Linked DNA regions of Homo sapiens: region 2 is linked to region 1. The links are chromatin loops, found by intact Hi-C in ENCODE. Cell type or tissue: IMR-90. All regions are shown on one strand. Links, peaks and the distances in the headings refer to the core of each region. The heading gives the core; the rest is flanking DNA. Region 1 overlaps MEGF9 (multiple EGF like domains 9). Region 2 overlaps MEGF9 (multiple EGF like domains 9).

Evidence for each region. Peaks named below come from ENCODE experiments on the same cell type or tissue, not always from the same donor. Only the 100,000 strongest peaks of a DNase experiment are listed, where the experiment ranks them.
Region 2: a loop joins it to region 1, with 2.3 times the contacts of the local background. A loop is called at or near these places in 6 of 110 quality-filtered maps.

The regions. Positions count from the first base shown.
Region 1 is chr9:120,621,058-120,636,665 of GRCh38, forward strand. It overlaps MEGF9 (multiple EGF like domains 9), which reads right to left. Exons shown (of 6, transcript NM_001080497.3): 3 at 1,559-1,698. Among named protein-coding and RNA genes, the nearest start is that of CDK5RAP2, 49 kb to the left of the region's middle. In IMR-90, for the core only: no CTCF peak of the experiment used is centred there; a DNase peak (open chromatin) is centred at 8,244.
Region 2 is chr9:120,684,319-120,699,926 of GRCh38, forward strand. All of the region lies in intron 1 of MEGF9 (multiple EGF like domains 9), which reads right to left. Among named protein-coding and RNA genes, the nearest start is that of MEGF9, 22 kb to the right of the region's middle. RefSeq lists enhancers at 227-371, 8,421-9,231 and a cis regulatory region at 294-304. In IMR-90, for the core only: no CTCF peak of the experiment used is centred there; DNase peaks (open chromatin) are centred at 9,123 and 9,463; H3K27ac peaks cover 1,205 bases.

The DNA.
Region 1 (15,608 bases), core at 3,419-11,418:
AAGGATACTTAATTCTTACATTTAGGAAAACTAAGATCAGAAGTTAATTGGCTTTAGTTTTTAATGGTTTGACTAAGTTTGCCTAAATGTGGTTTTCTTTGTTTTATATTGCTTAGGGTTTGCTGAACTTTCTGAATCTGTCGGTTGACACCTTTAATCCATTTGGAAAATTCATGGCCATTTTCTCTTCAGATATTACTGGGATCCAGTATCACTTTCCTCTCTTTTTAGATCTCCAATTACATTTATGCTAAACCTTTTGGCTGTGTCCCACATCTTCCCTGCTCTGTTCTTTCCATTATATTTTCTCGAAATGCTTCAGTTTGGATATTTTTAATTGTACTGTATTCAAGTCTTCTAACTTTGTCTTCACTGTGTACAATCTACTGTTAGATTAATGCAATGAGTTATTAATTCACATGTTGTATTTTTCAGTTCCAGTTTGTTCATTTGATATTTTAGAGATTCCAATTTCTATTGACATTTTGCCTCTCTTCACCTATTTTGTCTGATTTTCCCTTTATTGTATGAAAATACTAACTTTAGTCAAGTCTTTCTAAGTTGACTCTAACACCTAGATCACCTAAAGGTCTGCTTCCATTGCTCATTTTTTTTCTCTTTGGTATTGGTCACATTTTTCTGTCTTTGCATTGTCCAGTATTTTTTATTGTATGCCGGACACAGTATATAAAAGAACCAGAGAGGGCTCCCCTTTCATCTGTTAGGCAGATATAATGAGAGAATTACTTCAATCCAATCAGAAGGTGAGGCGGCTTGAGGGTGGACTGTAATTTTAGTATGAGTTAATCAACTTCTGGTTCCTTACTATTTCTTGGTCAGAGCCTAGCAAGCCTGTGTCTCCTTAGCCCTAAAAGACTGTGAGAGATTTGTATTGGCCTTTGGTAATTTGAGCTTAGGTCCCACTGCATGCACCCTCAGAGTCTGAAGACATCTTGAGGGGGAGATAATTGAATGTCATAGCAGGCCCTCTCTTTCTAAAGGGATTTTGTCTCCTCAGCACAAGACTGAAAGAGAAAGAGATTTTTTTCTACCTTTCTGGCCCAGCCTTCCATCTTTTGCATAGTCGGCTAATATCCTGTGGGAAAGCTGGCCTTGTGTTTGGGGATCCTCTTGTTTCCAACCATCATGCAAGCCTCAAATGACTGCCAAAAACATTTCTTGTATCTCTTTCCTAAAGAATTCCTTTGCTTGGGTCTAGCTCATTCTTTGCCTATGCTCAGAATCAGCAAATGTCCCCTGGAAAGACAATGGCTGGTGATCATCAGTTTACCTAGGAAGAGTTCCAACCTTTCTGGAATTTTAGTTCCTATAGTTCTCCTTGCCTCCATAGGTATATGACTTTTTTTTTTTTTTTTTAATTTACGTACTTTTTCAAGTTTGTTGTAGCAGGAGTTTGGCTTGCTGTGATCTAGTACATCCTACTTAGAAGATAAAGGCCCTTCCAAACTATTTCAGAAGAATCAACCTATAGCTGAAAGATTTCCAAATTAAAAGAACAGTGGAATAATTACATGACAAAGTTAAGGAAAGTACGTACCTGTGAGGGCATCGCAACTGGCAGACCGATTATTGCATTGGCAGGGCAAGCAGCCATTCTTACTAAAGCCATAATATCCATCTTGGCATCGGTCACATATAGAGCCAATGACACCCACTTTGCACTGGCATTTCCCAGAACTGCAAATAAAAGCAAAGACAATGAATAAAAGTAAATCAATTTAAAAGTTGTATTGAGTAACACCCCAGAAGGGAAAGAAAGCCCAGCTCATGTAAATCATATATACTTACCATATCTCAAAGCCTTGTGTCCAAATAAATCACCTATCAAATTCTGTATTGCTATTAAAAGCTGTCTAGTGTATTGCATAATGCAATTTCTTAGCTAACAAATAATTTTACAGAAAATTTAAAATGGAGGCATTTGAAAGCAGGAGTAATAATGATGATGCAATGAGCTATCATTTATTGAGGGCTTATGTCAATAAATATATTTTTTCTCTAATCCTCAAGGTAGTTCTACCTGGTGAGGGTCATAATACTTATTTTACTACTGAGAAAATTCAGATAAAGTTACTGTCCTCAGCTAGTAAGTCAAGTCTATTCATACAAAGCCAGACTTTTCCCCACCATACTATCTACTCCTAAGATTGACTCTAAATTGGTACAAGAAATTTGTCTGCCAAATAACTTGATATCCACTTAGGTATCAAGCTTCATTCTGTAGATCCAAAGCATTACAATTCACCATCTATATAGGTCCTGACTCCAGTGATGGTGTTTATGCCCTGTCCACAATAAATCTTGCTCTCTTTTCTCACTGCAAGTAAATTTCAGGTCTTTAACAAAGGCTGAGAAATCTTATTGCTTGAAGAGAAGCTGCAGCCTAACAAAGTCAAAGGTTCTCAGAGATAGAAGCCCAAATATTTTGATGTTTAAAGCTTAAATAAAATTTGTACTGATCATAGTATAGGAGATGTTTTTAAAAATGCAACAAAAATTTACATTATCTAATTTATACTATCAAGCATGAATCTATGAATCTTAAGTAATTTAGTAAAGAAAAAAGAAAAGAAGCCACACACATATACGGTCTTACACAAGAATATCCCAAGGTACTTAAAGATCTAGCAAAGAAAACCTGTATTCATAAAAAATAAAATTCAGGAATATTTTATGACTCAATAAGAAGGAACCAGTCAATCGAAGCCACTCTATACTATCAGAAAATTATAAAGAACATAATGTACCTTTCAAAGAATGGCTTACAACACTTCATCAGCTTATTTCCAAGGCTTTTAAAATGTTAATCAAAATATGCTTACTCCTCATTCCTCTAAATATGTTATTCAATATACAAAAGGATAAACAGTTACTTTCAATGATGGTGTTTGCCTAACCCACAACCTACAAGAAGAAGGTATTAGTTTCGAACACAAAATCACTTAATAATATTGTGTAACCATAATATAGCCAATGTTCCCAAAGTAGTTGCTATTCCTGAAGTGGGTTTTCCCTTAATAATTCTTGGGGCACTAAAAGACTTTCTATCTGGAGGATCTGCTCCTTAATTGCTGATTTAAAGTGACTTAATGAATCTTGATAAAGTAGTTGTCTGAGTGTACATACCATGCTTTATTTTTTCCTGGGTGATTTTTGTTCGTTTTTGTTTTTTGAGAAAGGGTCTCATTTAGTCCCCTAGGCTGCAGTGGCGTGATTTCGGCTCACTGCAGCCTCAACTTCCTGGGTTCAGGTGGTCCTTCTGCCTCAGCCCCTCAAGTAGCTGGGACTACAGGTATGCGCCACCACATCCGGCTAATTTTTGTATTTTTTGTGGAGACAGGGTTTTCCCCTGTTGCCCAGGCTGGTCTCAAACTCCTGAGCTCAAGCAATCCGTCTGCCTTGGCCTCCGAAAGTGCTAGCATTACAGGTATGAGACACCATGCATGGCCAGATTTTAAAACAACAAGAAAAAAAAAGGTGCTTTTCTCTCTTTTAAAAGAAAATATAGGCCGGGCGTGGTGGCTCACACCTTTATCCCAGCACTTTGGGAGGCTGAGGTGGGTGGGTCACTTGAGGTCACAAGTTCAAGACCAGTGATCAGCCTGGCCAACATGGTGAAACCCCGTCTCTACCAAAAATACAAAAATTAGTCAGAGTGGTGGTGTGTGCCTGTAGTTCCAGCTACCTGGGAGGCTGAAGCAGGAGAACTGCTTGAACCCAGAAGACGGAGGGTGCAGTGAGCCAAGATCATATCACTGCATTCCAGCTTGGGTGACAGAGTGAGACTCCGTCTCAAAAAAAAAAAAAAAAAAAATGAAGTGAGGAATTTTGGTTGTGAGGCTGCACTACTAGTGCTTTTGCATCATGTTATTCATGGCCCAAGGCCAATTTCTGCATGTATAAGAATTAAATTTATCAGGCATGGTGGCACATGCCTATAGTCCCAGCTACTCAGGAGGCTGAGGCAGGAAGATCACTTGAGCCCAGGAGTTCTAGGCTGCCTGAACTACTCCAACTGCAGTTAAACAGGAATAAACAGCTGGGTCCACTTATCTCAAATTAAACCTGTCTCTCATAAAGCCCCACAGACCAAGAAACACAGGAGACTAATCCTGCAACCACCCAATGGGTTCACCTTGCCCACTGCCTAGGCAGAGCTGATTTATCAAGATGGGGGAATTGCAATACAGAAAGAGTAATTCATGCAGAGCCAGCTGTGCAGGAGACCAGAGCTTTATTATTACTCAAATCAGTTTCCCTAAGTATTCAGGGATTAGGGTTTTTAAGGACAACTTGGTGGGTGGGGTGAAACCAGGGAGCCAGAAGTGCTGACTGGTTAGGCAGGAAATGACATCACAGGGAATTGAAGCCATCCTCTTGAGCTGAGTGTGCCATGATCGGGCCTGTGAATAGCCACTGTACTCCAGCCTGGGCGACACAGGGAGACTCTGTCTCTTAAAAAAAAGATTTAAATCGGCCAGGTGCAGTGGCTCATGCCTGTAATCCTAGCACTTTCGGAGGCTGAGGCGAGTGGATCACGAGGGCAGGAGTTCGAGACCAGCCTGGCCAACATAGTGAAACCTCGTCTCTACTAAAAATACAAAAATTAGCAGGGCATGGTGGCACACACCTGTAGTCCCAGCTACTCGGGAGGCTGAGGCAGGAGAATCGCTTGAACCTGTGAGGTGGAGGTTGTGGTGAGCCAAGATTGCGCCACTGCACTCCAGCCTGGGTGACAGCAAGACTCTGTCTCACAAAAAAAAAAAAAAAAAAAAAAAGAAAGAAAAGAAATCACTCAGCAAATATAAAGCTTTGCCTGTGTGACTTCCTTCGTAGAATAAAGACTTTACAACACTCCCTTTCATGGTCTCTCTCTGTTAAAGACTTGAATGCTTTCTGAAGCAAAGGTCAATGATATAAATGCAATGAAACCAAAAAAGAAAAAAAAAAGGCTGTGAACAGACCACTTATGCTTATCCATAGATTTGAAATGAAAGAACCAAAACCCACAGCTTCATAACTGGAGAATAAATGTGTAGAACTGGATTTTAAATAGAAATCAGACATCTGTACTATGAGATCAGCTAACAATTTAAGATAAAATTTGCTTATCTGGTCTTAATGACATGTTGCTAGTAAAGTACCAAGATAGCACAAAAATTATATCAGAAAAAAAAGAATATAGAATTATTCATAAACGAAGCATAAGCATTGTGGAGCTACGCTGCATTAAGTGTAACTATGCATATACTACACATTTCTTAAATTATCCCAAAAGGGATTCTCAGATTTTCTTGTGGTAGTAATGCTCAGTTATAGAACTTACATACTCATGGGTGTGAACAACTCCTGCAAGGTTTTAACACTTTAGAAAAAAGCATTTTTTAAGTGTATATAAATAAAAACATATTTTACAACACTAATAGTCATTACTTTTTCAAAAGAAAATTCACTGGTGTATCATCTCAAGATATGGTACATATCTATGTCACATGAATACAAGCCAAATTACCTTTTTAAAGACTCTGTTTAAGATGAGTGGGTGGAGAAGCTTCAGAATTTCCATTATTTTACAGTCACATTGATTAGGTGGGATGGGTATAATACAGGAAAGGAGTATCAGAGTTTATGGAAAAAACCAGCCCGAGGAAACAGAGTTTGGTTCATATTCCAGCTCTACTAGTGACTAGCTGGCACAAAGTATTCATTCTATCTTGGCCTCTGTATTCTCATTTGTTAAGTGAAGACAATTATACCAACCTTTGTAGTATATTAAAAATTGCATACACAATGCATTTAGCACAGTGTCTGGCACATACTCAGTACTCAAAAATGAAAGCAACTATGGACATGATGACAGTGATCCTAGATCTTAAATATTTTCTGAGAATTCTAAGGAAAGTAGGTTAGAATTCCCAGTTGGCAAAGACAGGGAAGACTAAGTTACTTACTTTTAAAATTTAAAATTTGTAAGTAATTTAAAATTTTAGAATTCTGTTAATAAAACTAAAAAAAAGCAAAACATTAAAGGATAATTACTAGTTTGTAGCAAAAATATGGCTAGAAAAAGAGAGCACATTATAAACACATGGTAGAAACAGTTTTGGGGGAAAAAATTTTAATCGAGAAGAGAAAGGATCTGCAAAATCCTACATTAGGTGGGATCAAAGCCAGCTGGACCTGACTTGCTTTTCTACCAACTAGTTAATGATTTATTTCTAAATTGTTAAATGTCTTGGCATGTTTTTTGTTATCAAGAAAGTCTATTTTCTTCCTAAGATTTACAAGATATAAAGTACGTGTGTATGTATATTTTTAGGTATCACATTATCAATTTTAACTCAAGCAGTTACAGAATAATTAAAAATTATACATAGTTCTTTCCTTTTTCTTTTTTTTGAGATGGAGTCTTGCTCTGTCACCCAGGTTGGAGTGGTGCAGTGGCACAATCTCGGCTTACTGCAACCTCCGCCTCCTGGGTTCAAGCGATTCTCCTGCCTCAGCCTCCCAAGTAGCTGGGACTACAGGCATGCACTATCACGCCCGGCTAATTTTTGTATTTTTAGCAGAAACAGAGTTTCGTCATGTTGGCCAGGCTGGTCTCGAACTCCTGACCTCAAGTGATCCACCCGCCTGGGCTTCCCCAAGTGCTGGGATTACAGGTGTGAGCCACTGCGCCCAGCCCATAGTTCTAATTAGAGAAAATTAATTCATTTGTGGTCATTTGGGAACTTTTGCTTTTCCCCTTTCCTTCTTCCTCAGACATTACACATGTTGACACTCTGACATGAAGACAATAAGAAACACAATTAAGAGATAATGAAATGTATCAATTTTCTTCTTCCTCCACTTTTAAAAATGAACTTAAAAATAACATTTTAAGCTATTTTTAAATAACTAAAAAACAATTTACTTTGGGAAGAGACTGAAACTAGTAATTAAAAGTCTGAAATCAGTAATACCAAACTGCTGATTATAAACTCGCTCAATATATTAAAATCGAACTTTAAAAGGTAGCTAGAAAAAGTTTTTCCAACTACAAAAAGGTTTTATATGGAAAAATAAAATAAAACGTTATTAAAAATTCTTAATTTCATGTCTGGGTCATGATTTTGTAGAGGTAAGAAAATAATAGTTTCTCCTCTTGTTAAAAGAAACTTAATAATTGGACTTTCTGGCAAAAGATTATCTGAATTTAGTGTTCCTCTGTCTTTCCACAGTTATGGAAAAGATCATTATGCAATAAGCGAGGCTTCTGGAGGAAAAAAAGGATAGCTTTATTGTTGAAAACATTGGGCTATTATGCTAAACATTCCTTGTATTTTTGAGGGCAAATAGTCTAAAATATGTTTAGAGGAAATCCATATTCAGACAGAAATTCTTGTCGTTGTTTTTTTTTTTTTTTTTTTTTTTTTTTCAGAGACAGAGGACAGTTTATTCCTCCAAACAAAAGCAGTAGCTAGAGTAGAGTATCAGCATTTACACCATGTCCCCAAACCTCAATTCCCAACGGTCATGCAACGAGGGCCAGTGATGCCTGCATATGAGGTGGGTTGTTACAGAAGAAGAACCCCAAACTCAGAGAATCCAAATCTTTTATAATGGACAGTGAGCTTACCTGATCTTTGCCCAGGAGGGAGACTTTATTTTTATTATATTGGACAGTGGCAAATCTGTTCTTTACTCCAGAGGAAGATATTAGCTCTATTTTCCAAGGCAGTTTGCTATGCAAATATCCTTGAATAAATAGTCCAGAACAAGGCAGTGCCTCTGCTTGCAAAAGCACAAGAGATCTTTAGAGAATTGTCTTGAAACAATAACCACCTCTCAATGATACAATCTCATAGCCTCTGAAAACTTTTCTCATGAGTACAACACTCCAGTCATGATGACTTTGTTTTGTTTTTTGTTTTTTGATACAGGGTCTCACTGTGTTGCCCAGGCTGGAGTGCAGTGGTGCGATCACAGCTCACTGCAGCCTCAACCTCCCTGGCTCAAGATATCCTCCCACCTCAATCTCTTGAGTGTGGAACTACAGGCATGTGCCACCATGCCTGGATAACTTTTTGAAATTTATTTTTTGTAGAGACAGGTTCACATTATATTGTCCAGGCTGGTCTCAAACTCCTGGGCTCAAGCAATCCTTCAGCCTTGTTCTCCCAAAGTGCTGGGATTACAGGTGTGAGTCACTGTGCCTGGCCCAGTCATGATGATTAATCTGAACAACAGAGCCAAATCCTGCCTGAGACACATTTTAAATAAACTTTTATTGGAACACAGGCTAGGTGCAGTGGCTCATGCCTGTAATCCCAGCACTTTGACAGGCCAAGGAAGGCAGATCACTTGAAGCCAGGAGTTCGAGACCAGCCTGGCTAACATGGCAAAACATCGTCTCTACTAAAAATACAAAAATTAATGGCATGGTGGCACACGGCTGTAATTCCAGCTACTCGGGAGGCTGAGGCATGAGACTTGCTTGAATCTGGGAGGCGGAGGTTGTTGCAGTGAGGCAAGATTGTGCCACTGCACTCCAGCCTGGGTGACAGAGTGAGACAGTCCCCAAAAAAATTTTTGGCTGGGTGCAGTGGCTCACATCTGTAATCCCAGCACTTTGGGAGGCCAAGGAGGATGGACCACCTGAGGTCAGGAGTTCAAGACCATCCTGGACAATATGGTGAAACCCGTCTCTACTAAAAATACAAAAATTAGCTAGGCGTGGTGGCACGCACCTGTAGTCCCAGCTACTCGGGAGGCTGAGGCAGGCGAATTGCTTGAACCTGGCAGGTGGAGGTTGCAGTGAGCTGAGATCGCATCACTGCACTCCAGCCTGGGCAACAGAGTGAGACTCCGTCTCAAAAAAAAAAAAAAGAAAAGTTTTATTGGAACACAGTCATTAATTTACGTATTGTCTATGGCTATTTTCACTCTTTAATGGTACAGTTCAGTATACCTTGACCATCCGCCCATTGCTGAGTAGCCTTTTTTGCTATTATTTTTAACTGACAAATAACAATTGTACATATTTATGGGGTACAGTGTGGTATGTCAATACAAAGCCTATATGTATACTTTCATATCTGTTAACCAACCTTTGGCTATCTTCCCCTCCCACCTTTTCTACCTTTAATAACCACTATTCTACTTTCTACTTCTATGAGATCAACATTTTTAGTTCCCACATAAGTAGGAACATGCAGTATTTCTGCATCTGTCTGACTTCACTTAAGATAATGTTCTTCAAGTTCATCCATTGTGCCATGAATGATAGAATTTCATTCTTTTTTATGGCTAACTAGTGTTCCATTGCACACATTTTCTTTAGCCACTCTTCTGGTGATGGACACAGAGGTTGATTCTGTATCTTGGCTATTGTGAAGTGCTGCAATAAACATGGGCATGCAAATATCTCTTTGGCATACTAACTTCCTTTCCTATAGATATACACCCAGTAGAGGGATTGTTGGATCATATGATAGTTCTATTTTTAGTTTTCTGAGGAACTTCCATACTGTTTTTCATAATGGCTGTGCTAATTTACATTTCCACTAGAACAGTGTATAAGAGTCCCCTTTTCTCTGCATCTTTGCCAGCATGTATTCTTTGCCTTTTTGATAACAGACATTCTAATGGGGGTGAGATGACATCTCATTGTAGTTTTGATTTGTACTTCTCTGATGATTAGTGATGTTGAGTACTTTTCATTTGTATGTTTTTGTTTGAGAAATGTTAATTCAGCTCCTTTGCCCATTTTTAAAATTATTTGTTTACTGGTTGTTGAGGTGTTTGAAGATATCTGGATATTAGTCTCTTTCAGATGAATAGTTTGCAAATATCTTCTCCCATTCTGCATATTGTCTTTTCACTCTGTTGATTGCTGCCTTTGCTGTGCAAACGTTTTTTAACTGGATCCGATCCCATTTGTCTATTTTTGCTTTTATTGTCTGTGCTGATGAGGTCTTCACAAAATCTCTGCCCAGAGCACTGCCCTGAAACATTTCTTCTATGTTTTCTGCCAGTAGTTTCATAGTTTTCAGTCTTGCATTTAGTTCTTTAGTCAATTTGGAAACGATTTTTGTATATGGTGAGAGATAAAGGTCTAGTTTCATTTTTCTGCATATGGATATCCAGTTTCCCCAGCACCACTTATTGAAGAGACTGTCCCATTCTCAATGAATGTTTTTGGCACCTCTGAGAATCAAGTGGCTGTAAGTATGTGGATTCATTTCTAAATTCTTTATTCCATTCCATTAGTCTATGTGTCTGTTTTTATGCCAGTACCATGTTGTTTTGGTTACTAAAGTTTTGTAGTATATTTTGAAGTCCAGCAGTGTGTTGCCTCCAGCTTTGTTCTTTTTGCTCAGAATTTGAGTATTTGAGGTCCCCTGTGGTTCCATATGAATTTGATTGCATTTTTTTTTTTTTCTGAGATGGAGTCTTGCCCTGTCACCCGGGCTGGAGTGCAGTGGTGCAATCTCAACTCACTGCAACCTCCACCTCCCAGGTTCAAGCAATTCTCCTGCCTCAGCCTCCTGAGTAGCTGGGATTACAGGTGTGCACCACCATGCCTGGGTAATTTTTGTAATTTTAGTAGAAATGGGGTTTTGCCATGTTGGCCAGGCTGGTCTTGAACTCCTGACCTTAAGTGATCTGCCAGTCTCAGCCTCCCAAAGTGCTGGCATTACAGGTATAAGCCACTGTGCCCGGCCCTGTATTTTCTATTTCTGTGAAGAATGCCATAGATATTTTGATAGGGATAGCATTAAATCTGTAGATCACTTTTGGTAGTATGGTTATTTTCACAATATTAATTCTTCTTCTCCTTCTCCTTCCTCACCTTCTCCTTCTCCTTCTCCTCCTCCTCTTTTTTTGAGATGGAGTCTCACTCTGTCGCCAGGCTGGAGTGCAGTGATGCGATCTCAGCTCACTGCAACCTCCACCTCCCAGGTTCAAGTGATTTGCCTGCCTCAGCCTCCTGAATAGCTGGGACTATAGGTGCATGCTACCACGCCCAGCTAATTTTTGTATTTTTAGTAGAGACAGGTTTCACCATATTGGCCAAGATGGTCTTGATCTCTTTACCTGGTGATCCACCCACCTCGGCCTCCCAAGAACCCAGACCACAATATGAATTCTTTCAACCCATAAACATAGAATATCTTTTAATTTTTTAAATGTCCTAATCAATTTCCTTTCATCAGTGTTTTATAGTTTTCCTTGTAGAAATCTTTCATATTCTTGGATAAATTTATTCCTAAGTGTTTTTTTTTTTTTTTGGAGCTATTTTAAATAGGATTGGTTTTTTAAATTTCTTTTTCCACTATTTCACTGTTGCTGTGTAAAAACAGCACTGATTTTTTATGTTGATTTTGTGTCCTCCAACTTTACTGAATTCATTTATCAGTTCTAAGAGCTTTTTGGTGGAGCTTTTAGGGTTTTCTATATAAAAGATCATGTCATCTGCAAACAGACAATTTGATTTCCTCCTTTCCAATTTGGATGCCCTTTATTTCTTTCTCTTGCCTAATTGCTCTGGCTAGCACTTCTGGTATTATGTTGAATAGGAGTGGTGAAAGTGGGCATCCTTGTCTTTTTCCAGTTCTTAGGGGAAAGGCATTCACCTTTTCCCCACTCTGTATGATGCTGGCTGTTGGTTTGTCATATTGGCCTTTATTATTCTGAGGTACGTTTCTTCTGTCTATTTTTTGAGTGTTTTTATCACGAAGGAATGTTGAATTTTATCAAATGCTTTTTCTGCATCCACTGAGATGATCATGTGGTTACTGTCCTTCATTCTGTTGATTGATGTATCACGTTTATTGATTTGCATGTGTTGAACCACCCTTGCATCCCTAGTATAAATCCCACTTGATCATGGTGTATTTTCTTTTTAATGTGTTGTTGGATTTGGTTTGCAAGTATTCTGTTGGGGATTTATGAGCCTATGTTATTCAGGGATATGGGCCTGTAGTTTTCTTTTTTGTGTTGTGTCCTTGTCTGGTTTTGGTATCAGGGTGATGCTAGCCTTACAGAATGAGTTAGGGAGAATTCCCTTCTCTTTGATTTTTTGGAATAGTTTCAGGAGGATTAGTATTAGTTCTTCTTCATATGTTTGGTAGAATTTGGCTATGAATGCAACCAGTGGGCTTTTCTTTATTGGGAGGCTTTTTATTGCTGATTCAATCTCATTACCTGTTACTGGGCTGTCCAGGTTTTCCATTTCTTCCTGATTCAGTCTTGGTAGCTTGCATGTTTCCATACAAGCAGAATTTATCCATTTTCACTAGGTTTTCAGATTTCTTGGCATACAGTTGTTTGTAATAGCCTCTAATGATCCTTTGTATTTCTGTGGCATCAGTTGTAATGTCCTCTTTTTCATTTCTGATTTTATTTCTTTAGGTTTTTTCTCTTTTTTTCTTGGTTAGTCTAGCTGATGGTTTCTCAATTTTGTTTATCTTTTCAAAGCCAACTTTTTATTTAGCTGATTTCTTGTATTGCTTTTTAGTCTCAATTTTAAAATTTTTGCCCTAATCTTTATTATGTCTTTCCTTCTGCTAATTTTGAGTTTTGTTTTTTCTGGCTTTTCTAGTTCCTTAAGCTGGATCATTAGGTTGTTTATTTGAAATTTTGCTAGTTTTTTAATACAAGTGTTTATTGCTATAAAGTTTCCTTTTGATACTGTGTTTGCTCTATCCCATAGCATGGTATGGGATGTTGCGTTTCTATTTTCATTTGCTCCAAGAAATTTTAAAATTTCCTCATTGATCCAGTGGTCATTCAGGAGTATATTAATTTTTGTGTATTTGTATAGCTTTCCAAAGTTCCTCTAATTGTTGATTTCTAGTTTGATTCCATTACAGTCAGAAAAGATACCTGATATAATATTAATTCTTTTAAATTTGTTAAGACTTGTGTTGTAGTCTAACATGTGGTCTATCCTGGAGAATGTTCTATGTGCTATTGAAAAGAAAGGATGTACATTTTGTAGCTTTTGGATTAAATGTTCTGTCAACGTCTGTTAGGTCCATTTGGTCTCAAGTGCAGTTTAAATCAAATGTTTCCTTGTTGATTTTCTGTCTAGATGATATGTCCAATGTTGAGACGTTAGATATTGGGTGTTGAAATCTGCAACTATTATTGTATTGGAGTCTAACTCTCACTTTAGATCTAATAATATGTGCATATGTGGGTGCTCCAGTGTTGGGTGCATATATATTTACAATTATTATATCCTTTTGCTAAATTAATTCCTTTATCACTATATAATGACCTTTTTTGTCTCTTTTTACAGTTTTTGACTTAAAGTTTGTTTTATCTGACTTAGGCATAGCTATTTCTGCTCACTTTTGGTTTCCATATGTGTGGAATATCTTTTTTTTTTTTTTTTTTTTTTTTTTTTGAGACGGAGTCTCGCTGTCGCCCAGGCTGGAGTGCAGTGGCGCAATCTTGGCTCACTGCAGGCTCCGCCCCCTGGGGTTCACGCCATTCTCCTGCCTCAGGAATATCTTTTTCCATAACTTTACTTTCAGTCTGTGTATGTCTTTACAAGTGAAGACAATTTCTTGTAGGCAGCATATAGTTAGGCCATATCTTTTTATCCATTCAGCCAGTCCATATCTTTTAAGTGGGGGATTTAATCTGTTTATACTCAAGGTTATTACTGATAGGTAAGGACTTACTGCTGACATTTTGTTAATTGTTTTCTGGTTGCTTTGTATATCCTTATTTCCTTTGTTCTGCCTTTATTGTTTATCATTGATGTTTGGTGGTTTTTTTGAAGTGATAAGGTTTGATTCTCTTCTCTTTCTCCTTTGTCCATCTTTTCTAACAGTGAATGTTACACTTTTGTGTTTTTTCATAATAGTGATTATTGTCCTTTCACTTACAGATGTAGGACTCCCTTGAGCATTTCATGTAAGGCTGTTCTAGTGGTGATGAATTCCCTCAGTTTTTGCTTATCTGGGAAAGACTTTATTCCTCCCTTATTTCTGAAGGATAGCTTTTCTGGGTATAGTATTCTTGGTTCACTTTTTTTTTCCTTTTAGCAACTTGAATATATCAACCCATTCTTTCCTGGCCTGTAAGATTTCTGCAGAGAAATCTGCTGTTAGGTTAATGAAGACTCCCTTATACATGACTTGACACTTTTCTCTTGTTGTGTTTAGAATTCTCTCTTTGTATATGACTTTGAATAATCTGACTATTAAGTACCTTGGATGGGATCTTTTTGTGTGAAATCTATTTGGGGACCACTGAGCTTCCTGAAACTGGATTTCCAAATTTCTCCACACGCTTGGGAATTTTTTAGCTATTATTTCATTAAATAGGTTTTCTATGCCTTTTCCCTTCCCTAGAACTCTCACAATACAAATACTTGTTCACTTAATGGTGTCCCATAAGTCTTGTAAGCTTTCTTTACTCTTTTTCATTCATATTTCTCTCTCTTTTTTTTTTCCTCTGACTAGGTAATTTCGAATGACCTATCTTCAAGTTCAGGGATTCTTTTGCTGGATTCTTTCTTTTGTTGAATCTCTCTGTTGTATTTTTTAATTTAATTCACTGAATTCTTCAGTTGCAGGATTTCTGGTTGGTTCTTTTTTTTATGATTTCTATCTCTGTTGAATTTGTCATTCACATCATAAATCCTTTTCTGATTGACTGAACTATCTGTATTTCCTTGTATATCATTCAATTTCTTAAAAAATCATAATTTTGAATTCCTTTTCTGGCAATTAGTTGATTTCCTTTTCATGCAGGTCTGCCACTAGAAAGTGACGTTCCTTTGGTGGCAACCTATTTCCATGCTCTTTCATATTTCTGGTGTCCCTGTGTTGATGTCTGTGCACCTGGTGGAACAATCATCTCTTCCTTTTTTTTGAGATGAAGTCTCCATCTGTCACCTGTGCTGGAGTACAGTGGCATGATCTTGGCTCACTGCAACCTCTGTCTCCCAAGTTCAAGCGATTCTCTTGCCTCAGCTTCATGAGAAGCTGGAATTAACACGTGTATGTCACCACACCTGGCTAATTTTTTTGGTATTTTTGTAGAGATGGGATTTCGTCATATTGGCCAGGCTGGTCTTGAACTCCTGACCTCAAGTAATCCACCCATCTTGGCCTCCCAAAGTGCTGGGATTACAGGCTTGAGCCACCGCGTCCAGCCTACCTCTTCCTAACTTTCTAGAGTGGCTTCCATAGATAAGGACTTTCATCTGCAGTTGGGTTTTAGTTTGCTGGTTGAAAAGGTGGTGGTGACTCTGTTTCCAATTGGGTGCAGTGGTATAGTCTTCATGAAGATTCTTCATCTTTATTCAATGTCAGCAATAACTGTAAGCATCTCAGTGGCATAGGCTGTACACATTTGTGACAGTGGTGGCCAGAAATTCATAATACTCAAAAAGAGTACTGCTTAAGTGCAAAAATATTTTGTGATAACTGATCTTATCAAAATAAAATTCAAAAATTTAAAAACTCAGAAGTAAAACTTAAAGGCATAAAAATCAAATGTGACACATTTCCAGAGCCACAACTTGCAACAGTTAACTTAATTCAACTAGGACAGTGATTTTTCACTTCCTTCACTGTTTTTTT
Region 2 (15,608 bases), core at 4,210-12,209, 64 kb after region 1:
CCTGTCTGCAGTTGTCTACAGTGCTAGAAGTTTAATAGATTTGCAGTTTTCTAGAAGCAAGTAAAATAGCTGAGCCTTGAGTCATTCCAAAGGACATTTTAAAATAACTACTTTTTTCTTTCAGAAGTCAAAGGGGGTTATCTTACTTTGTGTTCCCTATCTAATCCTCTTAATCCTCAAAACTTGTTGACAAATTCTTCCCACTCTCCTGCCACACTTCACTATTATCAAACACTTATACAGTATAAACACTGCTCCACACTGCAAGCTGTGAAATTCTTTGCTTTATCATCGTGACTAAGCATTTGAGTAACATTTTATATTCAAAAAGAAGGGCACAGTAGAGAAGAAATCCCTCTTCCAACACCACTGATCATTCCTGCTCTTGCACACGCCATTAGTGGAACTCAGCCACCTCCCTGCCAACACATATACGCCATGTATACACTAAGATCCTCAAAAGAAAACTGATGTTGAGAAGTCACAATACTAAAACAGATTGGAGGCTTCATTTTTTTTTCTTTTTTTTTTTTGAGACGGAGTCTCGCTCTCTCTCCCAGTCTGGAGTGCAGTGGCACGATCTCGGCTCACTGCAAGCTCCACCTCCCAGGGTTCACGCCATTCTCCTGCCTCAGCTTCCTGAGTAGTTGGGACTACAGGCGCCCACCACCACGCCCAGCTAATTTTTTGTATTTTTAGTAGAGACAGGATTTCACCGTGTTAGCCAGGATGGTCTCGATCTCCTGACCTTGTGATCCACCCGCCTGGGCCTCCCAAAGTGCTGGGATTACAGGCGTAAGCCACCACACCCGGCCGGGAGGCTTCATTTTTTAAATGCGATTTTGGAAGCATCAAGATGTTGAAGATTTTGTTCAAGGCTGCAAGCAATACAGACATAGGATTGCATTCCATGTTCCTGACATACTCCTAACCTGCTCATCACAATGTTTACATCAACATCATACTCTTGCACACTCCTTCAGAGAAAAATACAAAACACAACCGTCGAACTTCCTCTAATTATTGCCAAGGCACTATTAGATGTTAACAATCTCGGATATTCTCAGAGACCAATGGTCAATAATATATCAAAAAAGAAATAATTTGGCTCCCTCCTCCCCTCCTGAAGTAATAGTCTTGGAGAAACAGGCAATGTTAGATAAAATATCTAAGGGAAACAGACTATGGCTAAATGATATCTATTTCCACACTAGCAGAATTTGCCAATTCTTTCTACTTCACTTCTGATTTCATACATCCCATTCACTACTTTCTGTACCATTAAAAGCTATCACCACAGTCTTGGTGGAAGTGTAAAATGGTACAGCCACTATGAAAAACAGTATCGCAGTTTCCCAAAAAATTAATTTACCATATATGATTCAACAATCTCATTAATGGGTTTATATCCAAAAGAACTAAAAGCAATGCCTCGAAGAGATACTTGCACAATCACATTCATAGCAGCACTATTCACAATACTCAAGAGGTGGAAGCAACCCATATGTCTATTGATGGATAAAGAAAGAAAATGTGGCATCTATATACAATGGAATATTATTCAGCCCTAAAAATGAAGGAAATCCTGTCACATGCTACAACATGGAGAAACCTTGAGGTCACTGTGTTAAGTGAAATAAACTAGTCACAAAACAACAAATACTCCATGATTCCACTTATGAAGTATCTAAAGTAGTCAAATTCACAGAAACAGATTGGAATGATAGTTGCCAAGAGCTTGGGGGAAGGGGAAAAGGGAGTTGAGGGAATTTTTTTTTTTTTTTTTTTTGAGATGGAGTCTTGCTCTGTCGCCTAGGCTGGAGTGCAGCAGCGTGATCTCGGCTCACTGCAAGCTCCGCCTCCCAGGTTCATGCCATTCTCCAGCCTCAGCCTCTCTGAGCAGCTGGGACTACAGGTGCCCGCCACCACGCCTGGATAATTTTTTGTATTTTTAGTAGAGACGGGGTTTCACTGTGGTCTCAATCTCCTAACCTCGTGATCCGCCTGCCTCGGCCTCCCGAAGTGCTGGGATTACAATCGTGAGCCACCAGGCCCGGCCGAGGGAATTCTTATTTAATGGATACAGAGTTTCAAATTTGCAAGATGAAAAAGTTCTGGAAATCTGTTTCACAACAATGTGAATATACTTAACAAACTGTACACTTAAAAATGGTTACAGTGGTCAGCTTTATATGTTTTTTAACCCATAATTTGAAAAGGAGAGAGGGAGCTATCATGATACAGTATGCTGGTAGGCATTCCTTACTTCCCTAACTAGAAGCTAGTGAATCTTAAAGTGCTGGAAGTTAGAGATCTGATTATCTGCTCTACCACTACCTCCTTTTTACAGATAACTGAAGCTAGGAGTAGTACACCAATCTTTAAAGTCAGGTGGACTAGAATCCAAACACTGGCTCTAACACTTTGCTGTGAGCCTCAGCTCCCTCCCCTGTACAAATGTGGATATTAAATGAAACAATATAGCATAGTACTTGGCACACAGTCTTCCTTCCCTTTCAACTCTCTGGGATGGTTCATTTTGTAGTCAAAGCCCTGTCTTGGTTGGCAATGGTAAACAGAGTAACTATTTGAACAAAAAGGAAACAGGTGAATTTTTAATAAAATAGTTTGTGTGTGTGTGTGTGTATGTGTATATATATATATTTAGATCAATTCCTGAGAAATGCTGAAATTAAGCCAACTACCCACTGAAGTGATTCTGCTATATGTTTTAATGCTTTCCCTCCAAAAAAAATATCTAATTTTAAGGAGAGAATGGTTACACATAAAATTTATAGAATCATCTAAAAGAGGCTACTCCTAGAACAGCCAAATCTCTCATACATTCCTGGTTGAAATATAAACTTGTATAACCTCTTCAGAGAAGAATGTGCATATTCTAGAACCTAGCAGTGCCTTGCAACTCCAAATATGGTCTATGGATCTGCATTACCTGGGAACTTGTGAGAAATATAGATTCTCAGGCCCACCTGAGAACAACTGAATCAGGACCTGAATCAGAACCTGCAGTATCATAAGGTACTCAGGTGATTCCTATGCACATTAATTGAGACGTATTGCTCTAGAGAAACTCACCTACAAGTGAAGAAAACATGTGCAATGTTGTTCATTGCAGCATTACTTGAAAAAGCAAAAAATGTAGAATCAGCTCAAATGATTATCAATAAGAAAAATGAGATATTGTGGACTATTCATACAGTAGGAAACTATACAGCAAACTTGATAAAGCAGAATTACATGGAACAATATAGAAAAATCTCAATAAAATGGTGAGTTTAAAAAAAGCATGGTAAGAGTTCATTATACAAAATTTGAAACATGAACACAACACTGTGTGTGTGTGTGTGTGTGTGTGTGTGTGTGTGTGTGTAAACATTTTTAAATGCATGGCACCAAATTCAGGATAGTGGTTACATCTGGGTAGGGAAGAAAGAAAAAGAGATAAAAAAAAAAAAAAAGAACACCAGGAGGCTATGATCATATTTAATATTTTATCTCAAAAATGAAAACAATCCAAAGCAAATACAGGAGAAAATTCAGATATTACAAAGCTGGGAGGCAGGTATACAGGGGATGTTCACTATATTACTTTTTATACTTTTCAGAAAACTTATTTCATATTTTTTAAAATGAAGAATAAGTTTCTCCCCATTGGTTAGCATTTCTCATAAACAAATATCATCGTACTCAAACTTGTACTATAGAAATAATCATCTATTTGTCCTATCTAGGTTTTAAAAGAACAAGTTTTGCATCTGACTTATCTCTGAATGCATCATCTCCTCTCCGCAACACACACACACACACACACACACACACACACACACACACGCACGCACACACAACTTCTCTTAGGGCTTCAGAGATCAAGTTAGGAGATTTGAAGGTCAGATTCAAGTGAAGATATGGTTACCTGGGCCAATCAACATGGAAAAACAGAATCTCTGCCTGGGGTAGCCAAGATTATGGACCCAAATAGGACTAACTGTAAAGTCTGCAAAATAAGGAAGGAAAAGAAACAGTAGTGCTAACAGCAGGGCTGTATCAGGTGCACCAAAATCAAGTGAAAAAGAAAAAGACATACATCCAAGGGCATGAATATATTCATTCATTCAGCAAATATATATTGCCTCATATATACCTGCTAAACATTATTTCAGATGCTAGGGATGTGGCAGTAAACAAAACAGGCCAAAATTAACGCCCTCATGGACCTTACATCTTAGAAATGGACACACAATTAGTTACTTAAATAGGTTAAGTATTTAGTATGTTAGAAGGTAGTTAAATCCTAAGGAGGAAAAACAGCAGGAAAGGGAGACAGGGGAGATGGAGGTGGAGAGTAACTACATGTGTGTTGTGGGAGTGCAATTTTAGATAGGATGGACATAGGAAGCGTATGGTAAGTATATGCAGGAGTTTTTCATTTTACATGTTCTTTACACGTGCTTCTGGGCAAGGTAGAGAGGTTTAAAAGGTTCAAAGCAATGTTCTGTTGATAATTGAATTAGTATGAATAGAAGATAGAAAAATATGCAGAGCACAAAACCAGAGAACTGTAATTCTTCTCTGAGGTTTCTAGAGAAAAGATTCCTGGCAAAGCACATTAATCACTGGTTCAATCATCAACAAACTAGTGTTGTGCCAGAAATACAGACTACAATTTCTAGGTGCTGGAGATACAACAATGAGAAAGACAGACGTGGTCATTGTTCTTATACAGCTTAATGTCTTATAGCAGAGAGAAAAACAAAGAAGCAATATCGTGTGATAAGTATTGAAACAGAAATATGAATAGAACATTATGGTACATGTGTTTGCACATGGAGAACCACCTAATTCAGACTTTCTAGAGGAAGAAATATCTAAGCATGGACGTGAAGAATGAGGAGGTATAGCTAAGCTAAGGGTAGAGGAGAGGAGTATCCCCAAGGCAAGGAGCAGCATGTGTAACAACATCAAGGCAAAAGAGAGCATAGTACTATAGAGAACTGGAAAAAGTGCATTGTGGCTGGGACACAGAATGGGGTAAGAAGTGGTGACAGGTGAAGGACTTTCCTAAGAGCAACTGGATAGCCATGGAAGAATTTTATACAAGAGAGGAAGAATAATCAGATCTACATCTTAGAAACATAATTCTGGCTACAGTGTGAAAATGGACCAGGGAAAGAATGAATGCAAAGAGACTTTTTAGCAGCCTGCTAAAAAAAATCCAATTGAGAGATGAAGATAGCCAGAAAAATAAATGCCAAGAGCATGTGCATGTTATTATGACCACAGGATATTTATCATTACCTGTGCACCAGATGGTAGGCTCATATCCTAAAAACCTAGTTTTTCCCCTATTGTAGTAAAAATGAATCATGTGTGCCAATGAATTATCATTGTCTCTTACTCAGAAGGTAGGAAAATTGTATAAAAATCAAAGACCCTAATAAATTGGGCCCATAAAAATGTTGCCAGAGTTGTGCTTTATAACCACCTAAAGTCATTATGCTCTTCTCTAAGACAGCACCTTTACTTGCACATTATGTCAATACCTGATAACAATTTTCATCCTCTCCCTTCCCATAACAATTTTTCTACCCGTTTTAACAGCTTCTGAGACTCTAAGATTCATGACTGGCTGTGTAAGAGGCAAGTACTTGCTTTTCAGCTGAATAAACAAAGACAGACAATGAGGGTAATGTGGCAAATGGGTCTGCCCACTCAGATATTTTCCAAAGAAGGAGTTCACGCTGGGCTCCCTCAGTTGGAAAGCCCAGGGGAATAAACATTCCAGATATATAACTAAACTAATATCAAAGTCATACTTCATCAAGCACTATTACTTCTGCTGCTGAGGGAATGGCATACAAAACTTTGGGGAAATTACGAGGTCCAAGGACATAAAAATTAAAGAATGGGAATAAAGAAGGTAAGTACACTGGGGTATTTTGTTGACAAAACCAAACCTGACATATTAAAACAACTTTACTCACCCAGAGACCAAGAAAGCAATGAACTTTCATCAATGCCCTGGAGTCAGTGTGTGTGTGTGTATATATTAAAGGATATGTGGCTATAGTCAAAGATGGCAACATTCAAAATGAAAACTATTTGTATTTTAGGGTATACTCTAAAAGACTAATGTTTTGTATCAATGATACATCAGATGTAGAATGTTTGGCAATGCTTGGGGCAGCTTCTCTATCCTTTTTATTTATTTCATTCAAAATGAGCAGTACATTCCTAACCAGGTCTGCTCAGACACCCAGGGTGCTACTGAATGGTAGTACAGACTCTTCAGTGACCAAGCAACCAATATCCTGGAATTTGAAAAGAACTTTTTATAATGAAAAGTTCCACTATCAATAGACCATTTGCCTGAGTTGTTTTCATAGTTGCAACTGACCCTCTGCTGGAGACCAAAATTTCCTCTGTATTATCCCTAAAGTCACTCCACTAGCTAAAAATTAGGATAGGACAGAGGAGGAGGGAAGTACTTTAAATTCTAACATAACAAAAGAAGAAATTAGGTAATCAAAATAAAAATGCCCTTGTTATAAAAATAATGTTGGCCACAGACATTTAAAAAGAAATATAAATATTTTATTGAACTCAATAAATATGTATGGAATGAGCATGGTTCCAATGACACATTTTAGCACAAGTTGTTTGCAGTTAATATGACCATTGATAAGCATTTCTTTGAGTCATAGTTTCTTCACATGTAGAAACTGGGTAATAATCTGTATCCTACCCTATCCAAACAATTCCAGGAGTATTTATGTTGCCAGTTTTCATCCTCAGTTGAGTTACTAGGTATTTAACAATGCCAGAAATAACAACAAAAAAAGCCACCATTTTTCATTACTTGTCTCAAAAAATGATCAATCAATCAATCAAGTCTCTAGATTTAGCTCTAGCAACATAAATGGATAGGGGTGTGGATGAGGCAGGACTGGCCATGGAGTGATAGTTGGTTGTGCAGGTGGGTGAGAGATATGAGAAAGGTCATAACCCTACTCTGTTAATTTTGGTATATATTCAAAATTTTCCACAATACAAAAGTTTTTAAGTATCTTTACGTTACTCTCACAGGCATATTTTCCTAGATACTTTTGGGGCATCTTTGCCACAGGCCACTGATGCCCTGAACAAGAAGTCAGATTTCAAATATGCACACTAGGCAAAAGCTCTTCACCAAGATTAACTTCAATAAAGTTGGATAGTTTAAACGCATTTTATCAAAATTTCCTGAATGTTTGGAAAGTAGATGAATTGCTATTCCAATGACAATTTTAAGTAACATCAATTGAATTCTTTCCCTGTGCTTTCACTGTTTTAAGTGCTTTACCAACATCATCTCATAATTCTATGATGTAGGCTGACAGACAGGGAGTAAGTGATGGAGCTGGGATTGGAATCCAGACAATCTGACTTCAGAGCCTGCACTTTTAACCAACAATGACTGGATACTTCAAGGCTGAACATTACCGGTTTGGGTAGCATTAGAAAGAATTAAGAAAAGAGAGGAAGAAAACTACTTCAGGCTCAAAAGTACATATGCATTGCCTTGTCAAGAGAAGCAGTATAATATGGTACGGAATAAATTGAGTTAGGTACTTCGAATACTGAATTGTGGCTATGTACCACTCATTATTACATGATCTTGAGTAAGTTAAATACTTCTTATCTTCGGTTTCCTCATCCATATTTAAGTTTAAGGTAAGGACTGAAAGTGAAAATGTACATTAAGGAATCTAATACATAAGTATTCTAGAGCACTTGCATTTGTGTATGAATCTGTCTCTCCACTAGATTGTGAATGCCTAAGTCATTCACCATTCTCTCTTCAGTTCCTAGCACACTGCCTGGCATACAGAAGGCACTTGTGTTTGTTTAACCTAACATCAGATCCATCAAGAGGTCCAGCACCAATTGGTAGCTTTGTCAAGTCTCTAATTTTAATTATCTAAGTCTATGTGTTATACCAACAAGTAAAATAGGTTTCAAATGTTTGCTTAATAACAGAAGACAGGAAACTAATTCATAAACCCTCTATTATTATGTTATCTAGCATTTAATCCAAAATTAATGATGGAAAAGATTTAAAGAGACAGTAAGTGCCCTCTAATTATCTTCTCTGATGATCATTTACACTTATAGAAGTATGTTGCAGTTTCTAGACTGATCTTTCCAAACACAAATCTCACCATGTCACTTCCTGGCTTATACTTCTTCATGGCTCTTAGAATCAATTTCTGAGCATGACATGGAAAGCACATCATGATTTGACAACTTTGGACCATCCCAGCCACAAATCTCTTCATTCCCTGTTCCACCTTCATGTACCTTTTCCTCCCCTACTCGAGCCACTCAGGACTTCAGTTCCCTAAATGGGCCATGTATGTGCTCTCTTACTTCTGTACTTTTTCAACAGGCTGCTGCTCCCTTTTCCTAGAGTGTCCTTCCCCTCTTCTACCTGAATAATTCCTATTTGTTCTCAAGACTCCACTGAGAGAAAACATCCCACAGAAAGCCTTTCCTGACATTGTCCTTCATCCCCTAAAAGTCTGGGTAAGGAGTCCTCTCTTTGCTTCTGTAGTACATACCACTATGATAGAACTTACCATTCTGTAGTCTAATTTTCCATATCCTTCGCTATGTTCTCAATGACAGAAACCAGGTCTTATTTGTCTTTCCAGTATCTATCTAGCCCAGCTAGGTGCACAGTGGGTGATTAACAAAGATCTGATGAATGTAAAAGAACCTTATTTTGTATAACAGAAAGCCCAGTGTAAACTTATTGACAAAAGCACACCCTTTTCTTTGTTACTTAAATAAAAGTGAATGTAAAGTCAAACAGAAGCATCTTAGTGAAGCACTGTTAAAGACCAATTTGAGCATGGCAAGAAAAAATAAAGAGGATTTGAAATTTTGTCTGGTTAACCAAAAAAAAAAAAAAAAAAAGAAGAAGAAGAAGAAGAAGAAAAAGGAAAAAGAGGATGATACCATTGCAGATTGGTTAAGCAATAAGGAAACAGAAAGCAACAGCATCCTGCTGCTTGTGGCTTTAGTCCCTGAAGACCATTTAATCACAGATTTTAAGTGTGTGTATTTCTAAATGAGTGCTCTATTACACAAGATCATCAACTAAAAGAAGTATAGCAAAGAGAAATGCTTACATTCTGATAAACTGTTAAAAGGCTTGCTATTAACAAGAAAGACCATATGCTAAGAAAAATAATTCTCTAAAACAGCAAGTTTAAGTAAACATTTTTGTTGGCAATAAATGTCTGGAATCCATTTGGAATTTTTCAGTATTATTCACAAGTTAAAAATAATTGATACATATAAAAGTACATTACTAGGTTGCAAAGCATTTGTAGCAACTCAATACCATTATTTGCTATTGTCTCTATTTCTGACCAACTTGTGTTTCATGTTTTACACTGGCTAAAATGACTGTTAGTTTGGGGATGTAGGCTATTAGCCCTTAAATGTCATCCTGGCTAATGTATAACTTTACTCATCTGACTCATAACAGACATCCAAGTCTTCTCCTCTGGAAACCAATCCACTGTACAAATCAATTAGGCTAAAAAAAAAAAAATAAAGGTAAAAGTAAAATGGACAGAGCAGTATGTGAGGATGTACTTTTTCTTTTGGGTAAAATGCATACTTTCTACTCCAAAGAATCAGGAGAAAAACTGAAGAGAGTAGTAAACAGATATATGATATGGACAGTAAAATAATGACTACAAATCAGAAAAGAGAAGCAAAGGTGGCAGGGGCAAAAGATGCATTACAACTAACAGTGGTTAGAAGGATATAATAGAACACATTAAACTCAACCTACATTTAGCATGTCATTTTGCCATCCTAGAAAGAGCTTAAGAAATAAGATAGATCTGGGTTTGAATCCCAGCTAACTAGCACTTGGCTGTGACCTTTGGGCAAACAACTTAACCTCATCTTAGATTCAGGTTCTTTATTTGTAAAGTTGGGTAACACTGCTTATCAACAGAATTGAGAGGATTAGAGGTAATGAAGAATTTAAAAGGATTGGAAGCAGTGAAGTAAAAAGTCCGAAGGACTAAGTTTTCAATATGCAATAAAAAGTACAGCTAATATTTAGAAGGCCAATTTATGCCAGGAATTCTAAGTGTTTTACATTTATACGAATCATTTCATAATTATGGGCCTCCACTTCTTCATTTCTTCAAAGTGAGATTCTACTGCCCTAGGTTATTCTACTTTTTTAAACATAAGTACAAGACAGTTTGCCCAACAGCCTTTTCTTCCCAGAGTAGATGCAATCTCATGATACAGCTGGTTATACACAAAAGGAGGCCAAAAAGAAAGTTTCATGTTTAGCAGGTATGGTAGGTACTTCAGGCAATTTTTGTGGCTAGTGACTATCATGGTAGGTCTAGGAAAAAATTTCAAATTGCCCTTTTCTGGTTATGTTTCTAGATAGGAAGAAGAGGTAACCAAAGATGAATAAGGCAGTTTCTGTCCTCACTGTTTGTGGTCTAGTTGTATATTATAATATGGTGCTTTGAATTTCCCATTCACATTCAAAGGCCTTTTTGACAGCATCACTCCCAGAGATAATTTACTATTTAGGGGTATTCACTTATTTAACAAATATTTACCACAGACCTACCACATGCTAGGAATTAATCTAGGTGCTGGCCATATAGTGGTTTAAAAAAAAAAAAAAAGAGAGAGAGAGAGAGACAAAGACAAAAACCCCTGCCTCTTATGGACCTTACATTCTAGTGCTGGTGGTGAATAGGGACAATTTATGCACCAATGCTGTTCAATGATTTATTTAGTATTTACTACATGCTGAACACTATCCTATGTACATGTTAGGGAGTGCCAACATCAATAAGACACAGCCTATAGGCTACTTGAGAAAAGGTAAAGAGGAGTCAGTTACATAGACAAGTAATACTTAAAATAAGGGTCCTTAAAAAGCAAGTAATCAAAAGGTCAGGCGCGGTAGCTCACGCCTGTAATCCCAACACTTTGGGAAGCCAAGGCAGGCAAATCACAAGGTCAGGAGTTCAAGAGCAGCCTGGCCAAAATGGTGAAACCCCGTCTCTACTAAAAATACAAAAAATTAGCTGGGAGTGGTGGTGGGTGCCTGTAATCCAGCTACTTGGGAGGCTAAGGCAGGAGAATCGCTTGAATCTGGGAGGCGGAGGTTGCAGTGAGCCCAGATCACACCACTGCACTCCAGCCTGGGTGACAGTGTGAGACCCCATCTCAAAAAAAAAAAAAAAAAAAAAAAAAAGCAAATAATCAAAAACTATGTAATGTTAGGAAGTATAATAGGAGGCTGTAAGGATGTTTTTAAAGGACAAATAAGTTTGCAGGTAGCCAAAGAAAGGGTGTGGGTAGACACGTGTCATTCTTTTTGTCAGCCTAGTATCATAGTATAATTTCCCACCATTCTCAGAATCCCTTCCTATTTGGAGGAATTCTCCATATTTTAAGCCTTGATACCGCATCACGTAGGTTCATAATGTCAGATTCTTGTTTTTCTGGCCTCCCCTGCAGCCAGGGCATGGGCCAGTCATTGAGGTTCCAACAATCAGATGCACCTTTACCTGGCTTGGAATTAGAAACTAATGATTCAAAGGAATGAACAGGAGGCCCTCTCTCTGGTGGCAAACAGGGAGATGGATGGAGTATGACAAGTGGCAGTAGCACTTGTTCTTACATCCAATACCCAAGGTTAGCAGTGTGAGTGGTGATGTCAGTGGCATATATTCAATGGACACAACTGACTATTACCTCTAACTCCGTGGCCTGAATTTGGTACCTCTGGAGATTCTGTGAACTCCTCAATATCCTTTTAATAAATTTCAATCCTGATTGAATCAATAAATGATTTCTGTTGCTTAGAATTAAGACCCCTATTGAAACTGAAGAGTAGGGCATCCCAGGTAGAGGGAACAGCACATGCAAAATAAGGAGAATCTAGTTAACTTAGTGATTAGGAGAGGCAGCTCTAAAGCTAAACAGATCTGAATTTGAATCAAGGTTCTACATTGTACTAGCTATGAAACCCTGCTTTGTGTATTCAAACTCTCAAAACCTCAATTCCTGCTTGGTAGAGTGGGGATAATAATACAAACTTTTTATTAGGTTCTTTTGATAATTAAATGAGGTCATGGAAATTCATTTAACGCTCTTAGTATCTGACAAAGAGTAACCTTCACAGATGATTGCTTTATTAATAATGATAATGAAAATAAGCATAGTATTTGAAGGAAAATATAAGCCATTTCAGTCTGCTAGAGTTTAAAGCACAAGGGGAAAAGTACAAGAAATGAGGATGGCAGACATCTTGGAGTTTTAAATCATACCAAAGAACTTGAGCTCTATGGGCTGGGCTCACTTTAACAGTGAGTAATAGGAGAATTATAGTGAAACATAAATAGTATATTAAATGATTAACTAGGCAAATATGATGAGGTTTTACTTTATATATGTATTCTCCACATCTATAGTTGTATAGTATGATCTGACCACTGTACTTATGTACCTGTAGGATGTAATCTAGTTGGAAAACATATTCGAATCTAGTTGGATCTATAGTTGAATAACAGCTGCTCCTTTGTCTGATCTGAGAGATAACTAACCTTTGAGTAAGGAGAGAAGTTTACAAAATAAGGAAGGGGAATGCACCCTGAAATGACTGGCAGAGTATGAATCACATTTGCAAGTCTGATACTCTATGACCTTTCTTTCTTTTTTTGGAGACAGGGTCTCGCTCTGTCGCCCAGGCTGGAGTACAGTGGGATGAGCTTGGCTCACTGCAACCTCTGCCTCTTGGGCACAAGCAATCCTCCCACCTCAGCTTCCCAAGTAGCTGGGAATACAGGCACAAGCCATTATACCCAGCTAGTTTTTGCATTTTTTGTAGAGAAGGACTTTCATCATGTTGCCCAGGCGGGTCTCAAACTCCTGGGCTCAAGTGATCTGGCCCTCTCAGCCTCCCAAAGTGCTGGGATTACAGGCGTGAGCTACCGCGCCCAGTCTATTCTATGACTTTTATATAATCAAACGTCATCTGCTATTTTTTTTTTTTTTTACAAAATATTGTTATGCATTAGCATCTTGGTCTAGAGTCCATATTAAGTTAAAGATGAAAGGTTTTATAGTCAAGTCAAAAACAATCAATACTACCATTTCACAGTATGTGGTATTACTTGCTAAATGCTAATAAGCATGACATTGTCTCTTGTTAGCACCGATCCTCTTTGTGCTGAATAGACAATCACATAGTTACTATTCAGTTCTGCTTTACATTTGCCATGCTTTTCTACCTGCTTACCCTCATTTAATTTCCACCATTATCTCCTCTCCCAACCTCCACTCCACACCCATATCTGCCTTCAAGAAACACTCTTTGATCTAATTTTGATTTTCACAGTAGCTACTGAAAGCGAACCTGGATCACTGTGTACATCTCAGAACCAGTGCTGAGACAGAAAATGTATGAGTTTGCTGGGGGAGGATAGGGGAGGTGAAAAAAAAACAGAACCCAAAATGTGCTCTGTAACTACTAAATGCTTTATTTCATTTTCTGCTACTCCCATCTGCTTTGGCAATGCAGCACAGTTTAATCAAAGGAAAAAAGGGGCACAGATTTGAGTCAGAGGGCTAGTTTTGAATTCCAGGCCCAACACCCAAGAACCCTATTTGGTAGGTTACTATTATACTCATGTTACAGAAGATAGTATAGAAGCCCAGGAAGATTATGTGACTTGCACCTGTATGCAACTATGTAATGTTAGAAAGTATAAGTTATAATAGGTTATAATAGGTGTATATCAATGTGCTACCAACATAAAATAGAGTGGTCACATCTTTCTACGAGCCCAATTTTATTTTTACTTTACTAGGTCATTTGTAGCTAGGGCCTACATAAGATCCCAAGGAGTATATACTCACCAGAACTGGACAATGGCTGTTTTGGGGATTTCCATCTTTGCATTTGCCTTTTTAAAATGTCTTCTATTTAGTCCAGTTCTGAGCAGTACCATTACTGCTGTAACTGGCAACATGACACAGGATAATTCTAGCTTGACCTGGGCCATTCTGGAAGGATAGGAGGTAGCCTTTGCCTCAAGCATATTGTTACTAACCTGCACCTTAGAACCACCTATTAGAGAGTTGATCTGTGACAATATGCAAGTCTTTCTGATTACCAATGTGTTACCAGTCTACAGATTATATGACGGAAGTTGGTAAATTAATTAATCCAGAATTAACAGACAAAGTTCTCACTGCTGTCTTTGAAAAATCCCTGTTTTTCAAAAACTGTTTTGAGTGTTTACTATGTGCTGATTATTAATGTATGTGCTGACTATTAAGCACTGCTGAATTAAGGGTTTTACATGCATTGATCAATTTAATCCCCTCTCAATAACACTATGATTCATTACTGCTTGGATTTCAAAGTTCAAAATTCAGAGAAGAGTAATCATTACCAGTTTCCTAAAGGCCAGAGTCATTCTCTGGCATATTCTTTAGGGTAGCACCTAGGCCTTTTGGCAACGTACAAGCCAGGCAGATGGGCACCTTGTCTTCTCTCATCACAGTATTGAAAAATACCAAATGTCTGGCTTTGTTCCAGGCTGCTTTGGGCTTTCAGGGGCCACGTGAACCAAAGACAAATCATGTTTGTGCTGGATCAGACACAAGAAAAACAGTCACTGACTTGATTCTGCCAGGGAGTACCAAGTCTCAAGTAAAGCATCATATGGGGTCTTAGATCAAAATAGATTTACTTTCTTTTTGGTGACATGATAAATAATTTAAATGTGGTGAATTTTTTCACATTTTGATCTGTCTTATATTGGTCTTCAGAAGACTGTTAAATCCTACTTGCACCTCTGTTTTCATAACAAGCAAGTGATCTCATTTATTATCATGAGAAATGAAGCAATATATGCAGTAATAAAATATTAAACTCAATCAGTGATTTTAAAAAAGCTTTATGGGACAGCTTTTTTCTCTATTTTTCATTTTCTACAATGTTTATTGTAGAAAATGAACATAGATTATTTTTATAATTGTAAAAAAACTGGCCAGGTGCAGTGGCTCACACCTGTAATGCCAACACTTTGTGAGGCTGCGATAGGAAGATTGTTTGAAGCCAGGAGTATAGTATCAGCCTGGGCAATATAGCGAGACTGCATGTCTACAATTTTTTTTTTTTTTAAATTAGCTGAGCATGGTGGCACATGCCTGTAGTCCCAACTACTCAGGAGGCTGATATGGGAGGATCACCTGAGCCCAGGAGTTCGAGGCTGCAGTGAGCTACAATCACACTACTGCACTCTAACCCGGGTGAAAGAGTGAGACCGTGTTTCTTAAAAAAAAAAAAAAAAAAAAGTAAGTAGAACCCATTCTAAACAGATCAACCAAAAATAATATTACATAAAGCACAACTTATATATGTTGTGAGTTTAATATGAGATAAAGATTATTTTGTTTTCTCAAGGTAGTGGGGAAGAAAAATAATACTAAAGGACCTCAAACCTTTGGAAAACACCATAATTGTTAAATTATACAAA